2 separate regions of the Mus musculus genome follow, and region 2 is linked to region 1. Evidence: chromatin loops called from intact Hi-C (ENCODE). Cell type or tissue: left cerebral cortex. All regions are shown on one strand. Each heading gives the region's core, and the rest is flanking DNA. Links, peaks and the distances in the headings are about the cores only.

Region 1 (8,338 bases), core at 280-8,279:
ATACAACCAGCTGCAGAGATGAAAGAGCAAAGCCAGATTCAGAGAAGGAAGTGTGGGTTCAGGTACAGATGGGAAAGCAGGAGGACCAGCAGATAGCAGTCGGATAGGCTGTATCAATAGTGGGGGACTGAGCCAAGCTGAAACTCTGGAGATAATTGGGAGTTCTCTGCCTGTTGGTCTTTCACCCACACACCAGGAGTCAGATTGGTAGAGCTATGTGCCATCACAGTGCTAGGTGTCCACCACTTTATGAGGTGGTGAGGAAGTTACACCCTTTATGCAGTCGGGCATGTTGGGTAAATTCATAGGCCTGGTTTTTCTGATATGATTTTAAATCACCTGTGTGCCCCTATAGTCTCAATTCACCCCCATAAATTTACAGGATGACATTTCTTCTACTCCCAGGAATAATGAATTTATCAGCCTGTGTTACATAGGAGGTATCAGACAGATGGTGGGGTTTGTGCGTTCATTCAGGCCACAATCATCCACCACCCTCAATCTGGAGTCAAAAGTTGCTTGTAAAACAAAACAAAAACAACAAAACACCTTTACACTATATGGAGTAACTTAGAGGAAGGCACAACCTGACCTCAGCAAAGTGATTATGGACACTGGTAAGGGTCATTTCTGGCATCTGTGATCCAGAGACCCAGAGGATCAGGTAGTGTTCAGCCTGGACCAGAGGTTAGGGGCTGATGCAGCCCCCAAGTACCCATGATCCTGAAACTCCAAGATGTGGATGACAGGAGACGGGCTTCCTGGCTTGAGAACTAATAGGATCTGCTCTCCTTCATCCCTTTGTCAGACTTGCAGTGGCTACAGGATGCCAGGCCACAGAAGTGAGCAGATCTTTAATCAGTCCTGTTCAAATGCTAATCTCTCCTGGAAATGCCTTCACAGACACAACCAAAAATAATGTTTTACTAGCAGACAACATCTAGAAATTCCTTAGCATCTGGAAACATAAAATGAACCATCCCTAGTCTATACACACCACCTGCCATGCAGTTGTAAATAATTTGTTATTATTTTAGGCTGAATTAAAATTTGTTATTTTGAGTCACACAACCACATCCACATCCACAGCATGTTGCAAGAACACTGCTTGCTACATAAACATGAGGACAAAAGTGGGAAGCATTTGTAATCTCAGGTACCTTGGAAATCCTGAATCTAGCCTCTGACTATGATTATACTTTAAATCACCATGGCTCAATACACAAATGACACTGCATTTATACAGTTATTGGTTGTTTTCTATACAATTAATATACAAAGAACTATTCACACTTTGGTTCCTGAATGCATGAAGCTGAGTCCTCAGTGCCTCAGCGGAACTCTGAAAGCATGGATAGTACTGAGCCTTATACATACAGTGTTTTCCACACATACTTGATGGGCTTGCACCTTTTCCCTCAAAAGAGGCATTTGACAACCTCACAAGCATTAAGTGAAAACTGATATGATAGCAAAGCTGACTGCTAAGTGTCTAATGGGAAGGTAACAAGTGCAAATGTGGATATTAAATGAGGGCATCATTCAGGTTATAGGAAGAACAGTAAGATTTCATCCGATTACTTAGAAAACTACTTGTGAGTTTTCTTGTATCTGGAATTTTCCATTTAATATTTTTGAACCATAACTGACTTAGGTATTTGAAATTATGTAGAAGGGGCAGATATCTGTATTTAATGTGTACTGATTATTTCTGAGTATACACCCAATGGTATCACTGCCACAAACAAGATAACAACACATTCAATGTCTCCTCCAAATAGTTCTGTGTCACCCAAACTGACTTGGGTCACCTTGTCACGTGTACTTTTGTGCAACCACTATCACAACTACTGATTTTCCTGGCACCAGAGACTATTGCGCTCTCCTCTACCTTGCCTGCAACTCTCATACCGTGGCTCTGTTCTAAATGGAATTTCATGGTACCAGTGTGACCTTTGGGCACTAGTGTTTCATCAGTGTAAAATCCTGTTCTCAAAGGCCATCTCAGGTGTTGTACAATAGTTACTCTCCTTTTGCTGTTTGGTTGTTTCCAGATTTGGGCAATTACAAAGCTGCTGCAAGTGTCATGTTCAGGTGTGGTTTCAGTCACAGCCCTCCTTACTCCTGGACAATTGCTAGTTCATATGGTAAGAATTTGTGTTTAAATCTTTATTAGAGCCAGGCATGGTGGCACATGCCTTTAACCCCAGCGCTCGGGAGGCACAGGCAGGCAGGTTTCTGAGTTCAAGGCCAGCCTGGTCTACAAAGTGAGTTCAGGACAGCCAGGGCTATACAGAGAAACCCTGTCTTGAAAAACAAAACAAAAACAAAAAACAAAAAACAAAACAAAAAAATCTTTATTAGAGAAACTGCCAAGGCATGTTGCAGGTAGTTCTGCATTCATTCTGAATTCTCAATAGAATGAGAGCTCTGTCTCCATGGCTTCCTTAGTGTGTAGTAATGTCACACCATCTGTTAAGTAGGAATCTGTATCTATAGGATTTTGATCTACCTCTTCCCCCGGCCTTTTAGTCATTACATATTTATTCAAACAATTACAAAAATATTGGGGCTCTTGTCACTGTTGCCAATACAGCACTAAACTTGAGGTTGGCAAGATGATTCAGCAGTAAATGTGCTTCCCATCAAGCCTGACGACTGAACTCACACTCTTGAATACACTTGGTAGTGGAGAACAGACTCTTATAAATTATCCTCTGACATTCAAATATGTGTACATACACACACACACACACACACACACACACACACAGAGCCAGTGAGAGAGAGAGAGAGAGAGAGACAGAGAGAGAGAGAGAGAGAGAGAGAGAGAGAGAGAGAACTGGTAAAATGATAGAACAGATGAAAAGTACCAGTTGCTTGCTACCAAGTCTTATGACCTGAGTTTGATTCCTGGTACCCATATAGTGGAAAGAGAGACAAGTTGTACTCTGACCTCCACATGCACATCATGGCATGCACCCTACCCCATAAACACTAAGTAAACTAAAATGTACATTTTTTTAATTAAAAAGAGGACTGGCTTGTATGGTGGTACAGATCTTTAATCCTAACACTAACAGGCAGTGGATAGAGGATCACTGTGAGGTCCAGGCCAGCTAGGGCTATACAGTGAGACCTTATTTCAAAAACAAAAAATTAAACTGTGCTGGAGACATGGCTCATAAGTTAAGAGCACTTGTTGCAGAAGAACTGGTTTCAGTTCCAGATCCTACATGGCAATTCCAGTTCCAAGAGATCCAATGCACTGTCTTGTACCAAGCACACACACATAATTCACAGACACGTAATATACATGCAGGTCAAATATTCATACATATAAATAAATCTTTTGAAGAAGAAACAAAAACAAAGCAAAACAAGATGTCTTCTATCATGTGCACATGGTAATGCATGTGTATGTGATATATTTATGTATCTGTATATATACTTGTGTATACACAATATACATAACATATATGTATGTACACAGAGCATATACTATATAATACTGTGCATGTACATGACATATATGCATAATATATATTTTTTTTATGCATGCCATGGCATGTATTTGTGTTAAACTCTATGTATATGCATACTGTTTTATGCATATGTATATGTGTATATATGCATGCATACATGATATATATTTATGTTGGTTTGTATGACATATGTGTATGTATATATGTTGTATATGACATCGATTCATTTACATTACTTTGTGTATATTTATGTTTGTGCTTATGTATATGTAATAGCACGTTTTTATACATGTACATACATATATTAAACATGCATAAGTGTATAGATATATGATAGGGTATATTTGTGCATTATGTATTTATGATGCATTTATACATTTGGCATGCATTTATATATATATATATGAATATGTGAATATATATATGAATATAACTTTCATTTGTTGGTGTGCATTTGTGTATTTGTATGGTGTGTGTTCACGAATACCTTTGTTCGTATAACATATATTATTCGTCTCTGTCTGTCATGGTGTAGAGTCTCTGCATTAGTAACCTGTTCCCCCACATCTAGCTGGAGGGTGAAAGCGGCCTCTTATGCAGGGCTTCCGGTCTCCAGCAGTGCGCGCGACCCGGTCGGCGTCAATGGGCGGCGGGCGGCGGAAATCGTCTGGTGGCATGACGCACGCGCGGAAGGATGTTGCACCCGCGGAGCCGCGCACGCAGGCAAGTCCAAGGGCTGCCGGGAGGAGCACCGTATTATCGATGGCGGCCCTGGCGTCGGTGCCCGCGCTCGCGGGGGCTGCCGGGAGGAGCGCCGCGCCGTCGATGACCGCGCACGTTCACGGGACCGCGCGCGCAGTGCGGGCGGTCACCATCTTGGTACCTACGGCAGCGCGGTGCAGGCGCGAGTCGGGGCGTCCCTCGCTTGACGGTGGCGCGCTGTGGATAAATAAGCAGCGGGGACAGGCCGGCCTCCAGCGTCGCCGCGCTCGCGCCCGCGTGCAGGGCGGAGAGCGCTGAGCCTCGGGGGGGGCGGCGCGGGACAGCGAGGCCGCGACCCTGCCGGGCCCCGCCCAGCCCGCCGGGCCCGCCCCCGGCCGCTCCGCTGCCTGCCGGGCCGCGCAGATGGGATAAGCGGCGAAGATGTTCAGCTTCGAAGGCGACTTCAAGACAAGGCCCAAAGTGTCTCTCGGTGGCGCGAGCAGGAAGGTGAGGCGGTGCGGCCCGAGGTGTTAACCGAACCCGGGTCTGACAGCACCCAGGCGGCGCTGCTCCGCTGTAAGGTGTGGAGCGAGCTCCAGCCGGGTGCGGCTGCGGTGCAGTCCTGACAGGTTTGTGAGGAGGCTCCAGAGGAGCGCTGTCGAGCCGCGGACTGAGCGGCTGGGTCATTCATTGCGACCTCGCGGCCGCCTGCCCAAGGGCCGCAGTTTTGACCTGGAAGCACGTGCACTGGCAGTCTGGCTGGGGGCGTTACACAGTTAGCTGTCCAGCAGGGCGAGGCAGGTGCCCCCGCCCCCATTCCGCCCTTTAAGAACTCTTTACAAGCTATAAACTTGACATACCCGCTCCTCACAAAGCTTGGAGTGAGTGCCTTGCCCTCAAGAACAGCTTAGGGAAGAGTCCCTCGTGCCTGTGAAGTGGGAGGGGGCAGGTAGGACAAGGTCTTTGTAATCTGCATCGCGCTTTAGCTTGCCCCACTCGGAGCAATACAGAGTTTTGCCTGCCTGAGGCCTGAGGCCCCGGTCGCTTTTGGACCTTTGCTTGGTGATGGTTTTGACACTGGTCGGCTTTTTGGGGCTGTCTGAAGGATGAAGGCAATCGGCCGTGATGCTCTAGGCCGAGCCCGGAATCCAGACAGGATCCCTAGAGTTGTTAAAAGGATTTTTTTTTCCCATTAGGCGAAATTTTAAAGCTTTATTTTAAAAATTTATACATATGAGTGTTTGCCTGCATGTATGTAATGTGCACCACAGGCTTGCTTAGTTCCCGCAGAGGTCAGAAGAGGGCTTCCGATCTCCTGGAACTGGAGTTAAGGACACTTGTGAGTTGACATGTGGGTAGTAGGAAGAAAACCCAGACCCTCAGTAAAAGCAATAAGTGACCTTAACTGCTTAGCCATCTCCCTAGCCCTTTAATGTAAAATTTTTTGTCTTTTTTTTTCCCCCAAATTATTGTACGTTTGAGAGCAGTGTTGCTGAGCCTTTGCTCCAGCTTCATTTTATAAAGGATTTTTATCTGGACACACATTTGTAAATGGTCACTCCTGAAAACGAATGTCCCATCCTACCCATAATTGTTCTTCACCAAGCAAACTGCTTTTCTGACCAGTTTCTACAGGTCACTTTTAACGTTGAGCTTCGTGCAAACGAGGTCAGATGAAGCTTGGTCAGCCTCTGTGCCTTGCTTCTTGAGCTAGGTGCTTTCTTTGATAGATTCTTCCATCCCACTGTGTCCCTGTTAGTTCAGGACCTGAAAAAACCATAATTAACCCATCCTGGTTTTCATGGGTGCTTTGGTGGATGTTGCTTACACTGTGTTCTGCTGGTGCACACTGCCCGTTACTTCCCGAGTTGATGTGCCCACTACCCTACAGCCAGCAGTCTGAGGGCACCACTGACTCAGATCCTGGCCAGTAAGTGATATTAAGAGTCTTTGGAATTAATGGCCATTCTAGTATACTTCATTCATGTCTTAAATTATAATTTGAAATCTTTCCCTTCTTCAGCTTAGTGGAAAATTGATCTTTTCCTTTTTCAAAGTTAATGAATATTTTTATGTTTATTATCTTTAAGAACTATATGCTGGAAAAGTCCAAGACTTGATGAGTTTATTGGGGAGTTTGTTGGGGAGATAAGATTTAAACCTTGAAAAGTTATGGTGTACTAATGACTGGTTTTTTTGTTTGTTTATTTCAATTGTTTTTGTACTTCTTTCAGGCTAATACAGAAACACAGAATTGGTTGACATGCTCTAGAAAGGTGGGAAGTAGTAGGATGGGTTTGAAGGGACAATGTAGAAAGTTTGAAGTAGGTGTGTGGTGGGTTCCAGTGCTTCAGTTCTACCATTATCTACATGTATATTGTTTGAGACAGGACCTTATACTGGAATCCGACTGGCCTCAGACTCACTGTGTAGCCCACTCTGGCCTCAGATTTATGTACAGTCCTTCTGCCTCTGCCTTCCAAGTGCAGGAATCACAGACAGGAATGCAGCAACAGGCCCAGCTCTGGGTCAGTGCTTCTGAAATCAGGATACATCCTCATGGCACAGTTTATTTGGTAGCTTTGTGTGTGTATAGAAGACTATCTTAGTAGTCAGTTTGATTGCAAGTACAAAAATCCATTGAAACGAAGTGCAGAAAAGCAAATAAACAAAAAGCCTGTGAGAGGCATGATGATATTTCATAAAATGTGCAAGTCAAAAACTGTCCAGTTTCTATGCTACCGGTACCAAGGTAGTTTAGGTCAGCTATTCTCTTTGAGTTGCATTCTTGACTTTGTCTCTGTATATAGGTCCTGTCCATTTATTTTATTCTAGCCAAGCAGTGCCCATATATGGTTTCCTAGTTGAGTGCCTTGATCTCCAAGGCAATCTTCTGGAGAGGAAATCTTGGCTGGATCATGGTTTCCACCTGTGAGCTGAGTCTCAACCTCTGAGGGGTGAGTTGAGGAAATCTTCAGTACAGATTATTCCAGGTGTGTGCTTAAGCTAGGAGAAGACAGAGGAACAGAATGCCAAGGTTCCTGTGGGGTTCAGACATGTGTGGAACCTGAGAAATCTGAGTAGACATGGAGGTATGAGGGATGTCAGTGAACCAGTTGGCTTAGTTGCTGATTCAAGTTTGGGACAAGAAGTATCCCAAGTATACCTTGGAGACCTAAGAAGACTGATGTCTGGGAAATGAGTTTATAGGAGGAAGAAGTGAGCCAGAAGTGTTGAATGCTGAATGCCTCCAGATAACACCATAATTTAGACTTGAGACTGGAAGACAGGTGACTAGTGAGTGTGCCCCTTAGGGTAACAGGAGCTGTAGTCAAGACTGCAGTTAGGCAAGGAATGGAGGGGGCTGTACAATGCCTCTCTTAAAAGACCAAAAGATTGAATGGATGTCAAGGAGAAAGAATTTGAAGTCTAAAGAAGGTTTGGGTGATAGGACAACTTGACCAAGTTTTATAGAATGGGGCAAAGAAAGATGAGGGGAGGCAAGGAGTAAAAATATAGGGAAGAACCTGGAAAAACCAGGTGTATACAGTTGAGAACTACTTTCACATTGAAAGTGAGAGTGTGTGTGGATGTAGAAAAGTTGTAGGTAGGAGGAATGACTTTAACACTACCTTTGCAGGTTTCCATAGCTATGGTAGTTGAATTATAGTCATTTCAATGTTTGCTCTTGCTTTAGCCTCCAGAGCAGGCTACAGATAGTGGAGTAGGTGGTAGAGGCCCTATGTGTTGAATTTGTTCCCATGTAACATTGTCAGCTGAAGTCCACAGTGCTCTGCATCTTAAGATTCTGACAAGTGATTACTATAATGACCTAACCCTAACCCAACATCATACAGAATAGTTCTCATTGCCTTTAAACCCCATTTCTCAGCCTAGCCACTGCTCTCCCTCTGCCTACCTTTGGTAATCCTGTCTACATAGAGTTCGCTTTCCCCAAAATGTCAGTGTTGGAATCCTAAAACACAGACTTTCAGAACAACTTCTTTCACTTTTATATGCATTTTAAAGTTCCTCCATATCTTTCCATACCTTGCTAGCTATTTTATTTCAATTTTTTAAATAATACTTACCTTATGTGCATGTGCATTTGTGTGGGCACATGAGTGCCAGAGCATACCTATGGACATCTG
Region 2 (8,338 bases), core at 174-8,173, 81 kb before region 1:
AGAAACGAAAGACTTCTCAGGAAACCTGTACTTTTGCTCCAAGATCTTACTGCAAATTCATTGTATAGGAGCTTCATATCATGGGCAGGACAAAGAACAGAAGCAAGCTCCAAGCAGGCTGTGCAGCCCTCTCCCCACCTCCACTACCCACCTGCAGGGCTTGGTAAGTCATCCACAGAAAGGGTCTGCTTTGAAGGTGATAACCCAGCTTCCCATAGCTGGGGCGATGTACGTTTAGGACACAAAGCCTGGCTCTGTAAAGGCTCTGGCTACTGTTCTTAGGGCACTCCCACAACTTTCTAAGTCACTTGTTTGCCCCTGATCAAGCAGAAGAAGATTACACTGGCAATACTGAAGCCCCAGAAACAAAGTTTACAACCACCGGGAAACAATGCAATTCATGTTTTAAAAATATAAAAACAAACAAAAAGCGACAAAAATTGTCTGCCTAGCCTGGACTCCACCACTGACCTATATGATGCTGGTGTGCATCAAACACGAAGGGAAGAAACCCAGTTACACAAACACAGACGTTGTCTGGGAACATTTTAATGCCTCGGTGAGTGAATTTTTTAGTGTGTTCTGACTTGAAATTATGGTGAATCAGGGCGTACTAATGCCCAAGTCTACAGCAGATAATGGCAGGAAGTCCTGGCTAATTGGTCTATTCACTCACTACTTGCTGAGGTAGCAGAAGCTAACACTACAGGAGGCAGAGTGAGGACAAGGAGGAGGGGCGGGGATGCTGAGCTACCTCCAGAGCAGCGCCTCACAGCTGTGGGGTGGGGGTGGGGGGCGCGACGACAGGTGAGAGTTGGGTTCATTTTCCAGCACAGGCATCTAGGATCAGGCTCACCTCAACCTGCCAAAGCCTCCTACCACAGGAGTAAGGGGGCCCGAAGGACCCAACAGGGTCATGCCAGAAGCTCTTCCCAGAGTTGCTTTTCTTAGGGCAGTGATCTCACAAATTGTGGAAGGAAACACACCTACCTTCTACTCTACAGATGGACGGACAGACCAAGGCTCCAAGATGTCCAGGTTCTTTGCTTAAGAAGCACAGAATAAAGTTCCAGGGGCTCTGACTTTGATTTCTGCACTAGGTTTGTTCCACAATATGGGTCAGTGCCCTGGTTGTTAGAATCTCCGTGTTTCCTAATCATTATGATTCCTTCCCACCACTCCACCACCTCGCTGGTCTGGCGCATAAGTCACATCAGAGATGCCATCTTTGCCTTTAGTGTTCCTAGGCCCCTTTGGGGAGGATGTCCTTTCTCTTTCCTTCCCACAACTGTTCTTGCAGACTAGCAGGGAGGGAGAAAGACCCACCTTCTCCCCTACTCTCCCTACAGTCTCTGGGGTCCTTGCTGCAGGCAAGATAATTTGGCTAATGAACTCGTTAAAGGGCCCCTGGTGACCCGCCCTGGCCTCCCCTTGGCCCATCTGGGAAATTCCACTGAAAGGCTGAGAGCGCTTTGCAGCTCCGCTGCCGTCTGTCACTGCAGGAGGCCTGAAGTAGACCCCTTACATTAAAATAATTACCCAAAGGAACAGGTGGCCCACTCCCTAAGACCAGGCGCATCTGGCTGAGCCTGGAAGTGTTGCGAGAAAGGCCCGCCCAGGGCAGGGCAGGTCAAGCTGGAGCCTGGGAGGGCGGAGAAGGACCTTCGCAGGCCTGTGGATTTCTGGACACCCGCCAACTGGGCGACCAAAGCCTTGAGAGAAGGTGGCTGATTGCGCCGCCACCCACCATCTCTGTATGCTGGTGACAGAACCGAACCTTGAGCTCTCCGAGGTTGACTCCAAGGTTGGTGAGCGTCCGGCATTGGGCTTCAGACCAGGGGCTCGCAGGAGAGAGCAATGCCAGCATCCCCGCATGAGAAGGAAAGGCAGCTCAGGTAGTATGTCGGAGCATGTGTCCACGTGCATGTGTGCACTGAGCGCGCACTGAGAGCCTGGGCGCAAGTGTGCATATGTGTGCAAAGTGCCTCCTTGTTCACGCGAAGAGACATCGTAGATTGTTGAGGAAGTCCCCTGCAGTGTGGCCGAAAGGAACAGCGCGCGGCTCCGGCGAGCGGCCAAGCCTATTGCCAAAAACATGTATTACACTGCGACATTCTGTAAATGAGATAATGATACATAAACCCGATGATCGATGTGACGGGCCTGGATGTCTTCTCTAAATTAGCTGCTCACATCGACTGCTAATATTGTGAGTTTATGAAAGCAATTTCGGTGCAATCGGCGAGAGGGTCTTCTTACTCTAATCAGCCTGCCTAGCTAATGGAAGAGGGGGTCAGGCTGAGCGTTATTGACACGTCCGTGCCCTTAAACCTGTTTCCCAATAAAGCTGATTAGTTTTTGTCAATTCATCAGCTAACCACTCTGGCTGGAAACAAATCAAAGCTGTATTTGTTCAATAGAAGCAACAAGTCACAGATCAGCACCATTCAGGGGGAGGGCTGGTCAGGACCTGCCTTAGGGAGAAATGTCCATGAGGCATCTCTGACCTGGGAACCTTAAAATAAGTATAATAGGTAGAACTGCGCCTCTAGTCTTCCTTCCTTCCTTTAATCAGGGCTGCAGGTGGACTGGATCCCGGACTACTCTTTCCGATGTGGAAAGATGTGGAAAGAGAGTACTCTATTATTCAAGTTGGACCAAATCATCCTCAGGCAGGATGGAGTCTGGGAGGAAGGGGTGCAGGGGAGAACAGGAGAGTGCCATGGTGGTTTTGAAAATGCTTATCTCCTATGTGTCTCCAGAAGGGGTAGGGGGGGCTTGGTGTAGGATATCAGACCCCTTAGGCAGATGGAGGACAGGCTTGTCTGCAGCACGCTGACCACCTCACTTCTACTCTCAGCCAAGGGAGGTCCCTTCTGACTGATTTTTTGGAGAGAAGGAACCAGATAGAAGAAACTTTAGCCTGGTGAGAATACAGGGTGTGAATTGCCCCCGCCCCCCCCCCCCCCCAATCAGGGCTGCAGGTGTGCTACACTGGGTACAGAATAAGGGCCTCCCAGGCCTCCCTCAGCTCTCTCCACTTCTTGACTGAGTCCAGGGACCTCTAGCCCTGGCCCTTGCATGAAGAAAGGAAAAGTGCACTGTCCCTTTAAGCCCCCAGCCAGGGCCGCCTCCAGAGCCCCATCCCCCTTCAATTTAATTTCATTAAAACAGAGCATGAATATTTCTATTAAACCTAAAATGAAATATGAAGCCATTTAGACTCTGCCTGCACCAATCACCCAGATTTATGACTTTTATTCATCACATCAAGAGCTTGGAAAAATGAATTTTCTTCACCCAGGAAGGAAATAAAACCTCAGGCTTGGTCATTTCCAGAAAGCTGTTAATTTGACCATGTGGTAATTACTTTCACAATTAACTAAAATACAAATCAACTTGACAAATTGAGCTAGTTTATATATTAATTAGCCTGCTTAAATTTATTCATTATGAAAAGACAATTTAAGGGGACCTGCAGTGTCTGTTTTATTGCAATAAATTATTGTAAGGAAATGGGACCAATAAGACATCATAATATTTAAAGATATAGTACACGCGTGGGGTGTGCTTTATTGACAATTTCATTTTCCAATTAGTAATTTTGTTGTAATATATCTGCGGACCCCAGACTCCTGGCCAGGGAGACAGGATCCCCCAGGACCAGGGAGGTCAGAGTGGCAGGTCGGAGCCTCAGGAGTGAAGGCCAGGTCCGTTGAGCAGCAAGTCTGTTCCCATGCAAGTCCTGGGGTGCAGCGAGCAAAACCAAGTCCGCGCAACGGACCCAGGCAGAGATGCAGTGCCCAGGGGCTCCTCCTCCCTGCAGGTCGAGGGGCTGATTTAATAGAATGTCGATAGAATCATTCGATGCCTTTTAGCTTGTGATCTTTATAAATGTCCGTCTATTAAATTACAAAATGATTCTCTTCTCGTTTAATTGTATTCTTTCGTTTCTTATTTCCAATTAATTAGTCCTATCGACGTTGCAATATATTAAGCGACTGGAGTCCGTTTCCAGTTAGGATATATGGGTCAACACATTCCGTTTTATACTCGACAGAACTATATAATGTGGGTTTTAACTACTCATCCCCATTTGTCTTAAACACCTGGCCCTCTTGAGTCTCCTTCCTGGCGTTTGGTGGGCCCCCATGGCCCCTCTTGAGTCTCCTTCCTGGCGTTTGGTGGGCCCCCATGGCCCCTCTTTGCTTCCCTGCTCCTGAATGCACAGCTCAGTCTGAAAGGCTGCCAGAGCCTTTGGAATTGTTTGTTTTAAACGTGTCCATCTTACTGGATTCGGGACAAACAGGTCTGCAGAAGATACTAGTGGTTCAATATCTGAAGGTTTATATTCCCTCAAAGCAGGGTGGGTGGGGGGAATGAGACTGCTGGGCAGTCAGTGGTGGCCCCTGTCCCCTCGTGCCCTCTTTGGCCCTTTCTTTCCGGAGAGCCTCCCTTTATAACCCTAGGTAGTTTCCAAAACCGGGGCTACATAGCTCAGACTTGCCTTCAATGTTGTGCTATTCATTTACTTCTGCCGTGGGGTTACAAGTGTGTGCCACCACTTCCACTCATAAAATTACCTTTAAATATACGGGACTTTAGATTTCCCCCTCCTTGATCTTCTCCCCTTGCCTTTGCTGTGGTGGGACGGACATATGTGTGCTTTAGGTCCTCAACAGCACCAGGCCACATAGCCACTAGCTACCAGCCACCGATTCCTGCCTTCTTCCCAGCCCAAGGGCAGCTTCCTCAGTGCTTCTGACATGTGCATGGCTGCGCGGGGATTTAGAAGGAGGGTCCTCTGCTGACTGCCTACCCACAGGAGGTGGCCTCCTCAACACCCCTCCCGGCCCTACAGCTCCACTGTACAGGTTGCTGCAGGGAAATGGGGTATATTCTTCTTGTTTGTTCTCCCCTAGTGCGGGGCTTGGAGTATTGCATCTGTCACACCAGAGGCCAAAAGCCTCTTTTCTCCACATCCTGAGAAGCATGAAGTTAAGAAAATGTCTACTTTGGCGTAAGGATCGCCTCTCATTTGTCTTCAGCTTCTTTCTTCCTAGGGTAGAAAGGCTATGCTTCCTTCTCAGGCCTGTGTCCCAGAAGACCTACCATGGATCCAGGAAGGTGCCCCTCTCCCTGAGTAACTGCCAGGCCAGGAGACTTCCTGTTTTTAATTCTGCCCCATCACAGGGCCTGCTGACTTGGCTCAGGTATTTGCCACTCAAAATCTGCACTTTCCAAGCTTCTTGGCATACCAGATAAAAGGAAGTAAGCTGTCTCCCTCCAGATTTAGACCACTTTCCTGAGGCACCTGGGTGCTCCTTCCACAAACAGTAGGGGTGTGTGTGTGTGTGTGTGTGTGTGTGTGTGTGTGTGTGTGTGTGTGTGTGTTGATTCTCTGGGAGTTTACAGAGAATCCCTTCCCAGTATTTCCATGTGTGCTTCCATGGCTCCTCTTGTGACCTGCCCCACCACCACCACCAAAAAAAAAAAAAAAAAAAGATCAAGTCCACTTTGTGTTATCTATACACTCACTGGGAAAGGACATGGTGAAACTCTCAGTGGCCTGCTCCCTAAACAGAACTGAGTCCTTCCCCTCCCACACCGCCTCCAGAGAGCATCAATTGTGGCGAACTATACTTCAGTATCCCCAACACAGTTCTTAAAAGTTCTGCTCAGTGGCTTCCAGTCTATGCTCTTACTTTTTGGGGGTTGGGGGCAGAGGTAGAGGTAGGGGTTGTCACAGAAGCCTTCTATGTCTCTCTGAACTGTGTATCCTCAGTCATTGATCATATTATAGCAAACATAGCCTTTCTGTTCTTCACAGTCAGCTGGAGCACAGAGCATGGGCATCCACAGTTTCTGGCAACAGCACTGACCACTAACGTGGTCCCCTGCAACAGTAGAACTAGCTGGATGCCATCTAGTAGGACTCAGATAAGGTTCTCTGAGGCTGCCCTGACCCCAGACTTCATCATGGCCTCAGGTGACAGGGTGTCAGAGTCCAGGACAACCACAGGCTTCAGGTACAGTCACATTTTTAAGAGAAGGTGGAATTCAGGTCTCCTGGAAAGGGTAGCTCATAGCTCTAGTGTCTGACAGGATGAGAGCAGATCCTTCTCAGAGGTTCCCAGAGCTCGCTCGCTCTCCCCTACAGCAGGGAAGCTTTCTCAAAGGACTTGCAAACATCCCCTTAATTCTTCCTCCAACCCCTGGGAAAGTTCCCTTTGCTTAGCTCCGTTTCTCTGGTTCTCTCAGTGTTTGTCCGACTGACAAGCTAAAGGGAATGATAAATTCAACAAGTTCAGAACACCGGCTGACAAACATCTGCAGACATCTGCCAGCCTGGCAGTTCCTCTTTCACCCTGGACCAGGCAGAGTGGGCTACTTCTCACAAGGATGCTCAGTCTGAAAGTTAGAGCTGTTTGCCAAAGTAAAGCAAAGTCACTTTCCTGCCTCTCATCCACCACATCTCACTCGTCCCTCCCTGTTTCTGCTTTCTTGCCCACAGCTAGACTATTTAACATGATCTAAGCTAGAAAAAAACTTTTAAAGTCTTCTGTGTGACCAGTTTGGTTCTAAAGAAGACCATTTCTGTGTTGGAGGACCATAACGCCTTTTGGAGGAGGACAAGTGTGTGTGAAAAAAAATTAGGGAACAAAAGAAGGGATAGGAGGAGAAAGGGAGAGGAGCTTCTGGAAGAGCCTGGTGCTTGTCTACAGTGCTTTATGTCATAGAAAGTCCTCTCAGAACTCACCCTGAGGCAGCGGCTGATGCCTTCCACTTATGTTGGGCCAGTCTCTTTGCTTCCCCCATTACTTAACTTGCCAACCAGCTTTATATCTTTGGGTTTCGATTTCAGCATTCTGAAATTTTTACCTTGCCATCTCCAGAGTCATTTTGACAACTATAAAATAATCAAATGTAAGGGAAGCATTTCCATTTGTGGTTTTTAAGATATGGCTACAGCTCATGGAGAAGTAGTTCAAACCAGCTGAGAGGTCTTTCTACATTTATTTTTAAGCCAAGTGGTAGTTGTATACTATGGAGGAAGAGGTAGGTGGATCTCTGTTCAAGGCCAGCCTGTTTACAGAGTGAATTTCAGGACAGCCAGAGCTACACACACACACACACACACACACACACACACACACACACACACACACACAAAATATTTATTAACATTTTAGCTACTTATTTTATTTATATTTGAGTGCTTTGCCTACATATTAGTGTGTACATTAGAAAGTCATTGGATCTCCCTAAACTGATGATTGGAAGCCGCTGGTGGTAGCCAGACTCGCTCAGAAGTCCTGAGGCACCTCTCTAGCCCCGCCTCTCCAGCCCTGGTCTGTGACTATTATATGTGATCAGCCCCACTTTACACACAGAAAACAGGTTTACTTCATTTCTCCCAAATGACACATTTATCAAGTGACATAGCCAGAGTTTGAATACATTTTGTTCTGATCTCAGGCCTTGTCTAGTTCTTGGTCCAGGTCCTTCAATGGCTGGGTACTGAGTGAGGGTAGACTTTGGACAGAAGAGGTGTGACCTGTGACCTCTACCCTGTAAGCTGACTCAACACCTATGGCTTAGTGCCTCCTACCTGAAGACCAACACCAGTTGCCTTTAAGATTTTAGCTTCAGTCTTTGTCTTTCAAGAGTTGCTGGTCTAGCTTCTTGTAGCTCACTGGACTGTTTGCATACCTTGCATCAACAGAAAGTATTCCACCCCTGGGTTTTCAAAGGCTCGGTGGTACCCACCTATAATCCCAACATTCAGGGGAAGAAGATTACAGCAAACAGATGCAGCTGCAGAAATAGGATTTTAAACTCACCATGCAACCCTTAATGAAATAATGGTTGTAGGCAAACAGGAGAATTCACCCTTCTCCTTTATTAAAAAAAAAAAGGTCACAGCTTAACCACCTGTCTATTTGCAACATTTTATGGTCCCAAGTGGTATAGTGGAGGGGATCTGGATGGAGCACCTCACTGCAGCAGTCAGCTGGGGAGGAGTGTGACTAGCCACTTACACACAAACGTGTGAAGATTGTAGGGATGCTGAAAGGGGAGGACAGGAAAGATGATGAGCAGGCAAGGCAGGGGACTAGAAAGAGACCTGACAATCATTGGATGCAACTCCTGAAAGGCTCATATTAAACATAAATACACATAAAGATTTTAATATAAAATCCAAAATGCAGATTAAAGAAAAGTAACCAGAAGAATGGAGATGATAATCATTGGAGGAAAATAGGGGTGCTAAAGGATTGACAAATCCATAAAAATTGCAATGAACGATATGATTTAGTGTGTGTATGTGTTATAT

The links. Hi-C counts contacts between places; a loop is a spot of excess contacts. Peaks named below come from ENCODE experiments on the same cell type or tissue, not always from the same donor. Only the 100,000 strongest peaks of a DNase experiment are listed, where the experiment ranks them.
Region 2: a loop joins it to region 1, with 2.9 times the contacts of the local background. A loop is called at or near these places in 2 of 42 quality-filtered maps.

The regions. Positions count from the first base shown.
Region 1 is chr5:29,564,887-29,573,224 of GRCm38, forward strand. It overlaps Ube3c (ubiquitin protein ligase E3C), which reads left to right and starts at 4,356. Exons shown (of 23, transcript NM_133907.3): 1 at 4,356-4,694. The coding sequence starts at 4,629. In left cerebral cortex, for the core only: a CTCF peak has its summit at 4,824; a DNase peak (open chromatin) is centred at 4,222; H3K4me3 peaks cover 2,001 bases; H3K27ac peaks cover 1,336 bases.
Region 2 is chr5:29,483,809-29,492,146 of GRCm38, forward strand. No RefSeq gene overlaps it. Among named protein-coding and RNA genes, the nearest start is that of Gm24538, 6.3 kb to the left of the region's middle. In left cerebral cortex, for the core only: no CTCF peak of the experiment used is centred there; no DNase peak of the experiment used is centred there.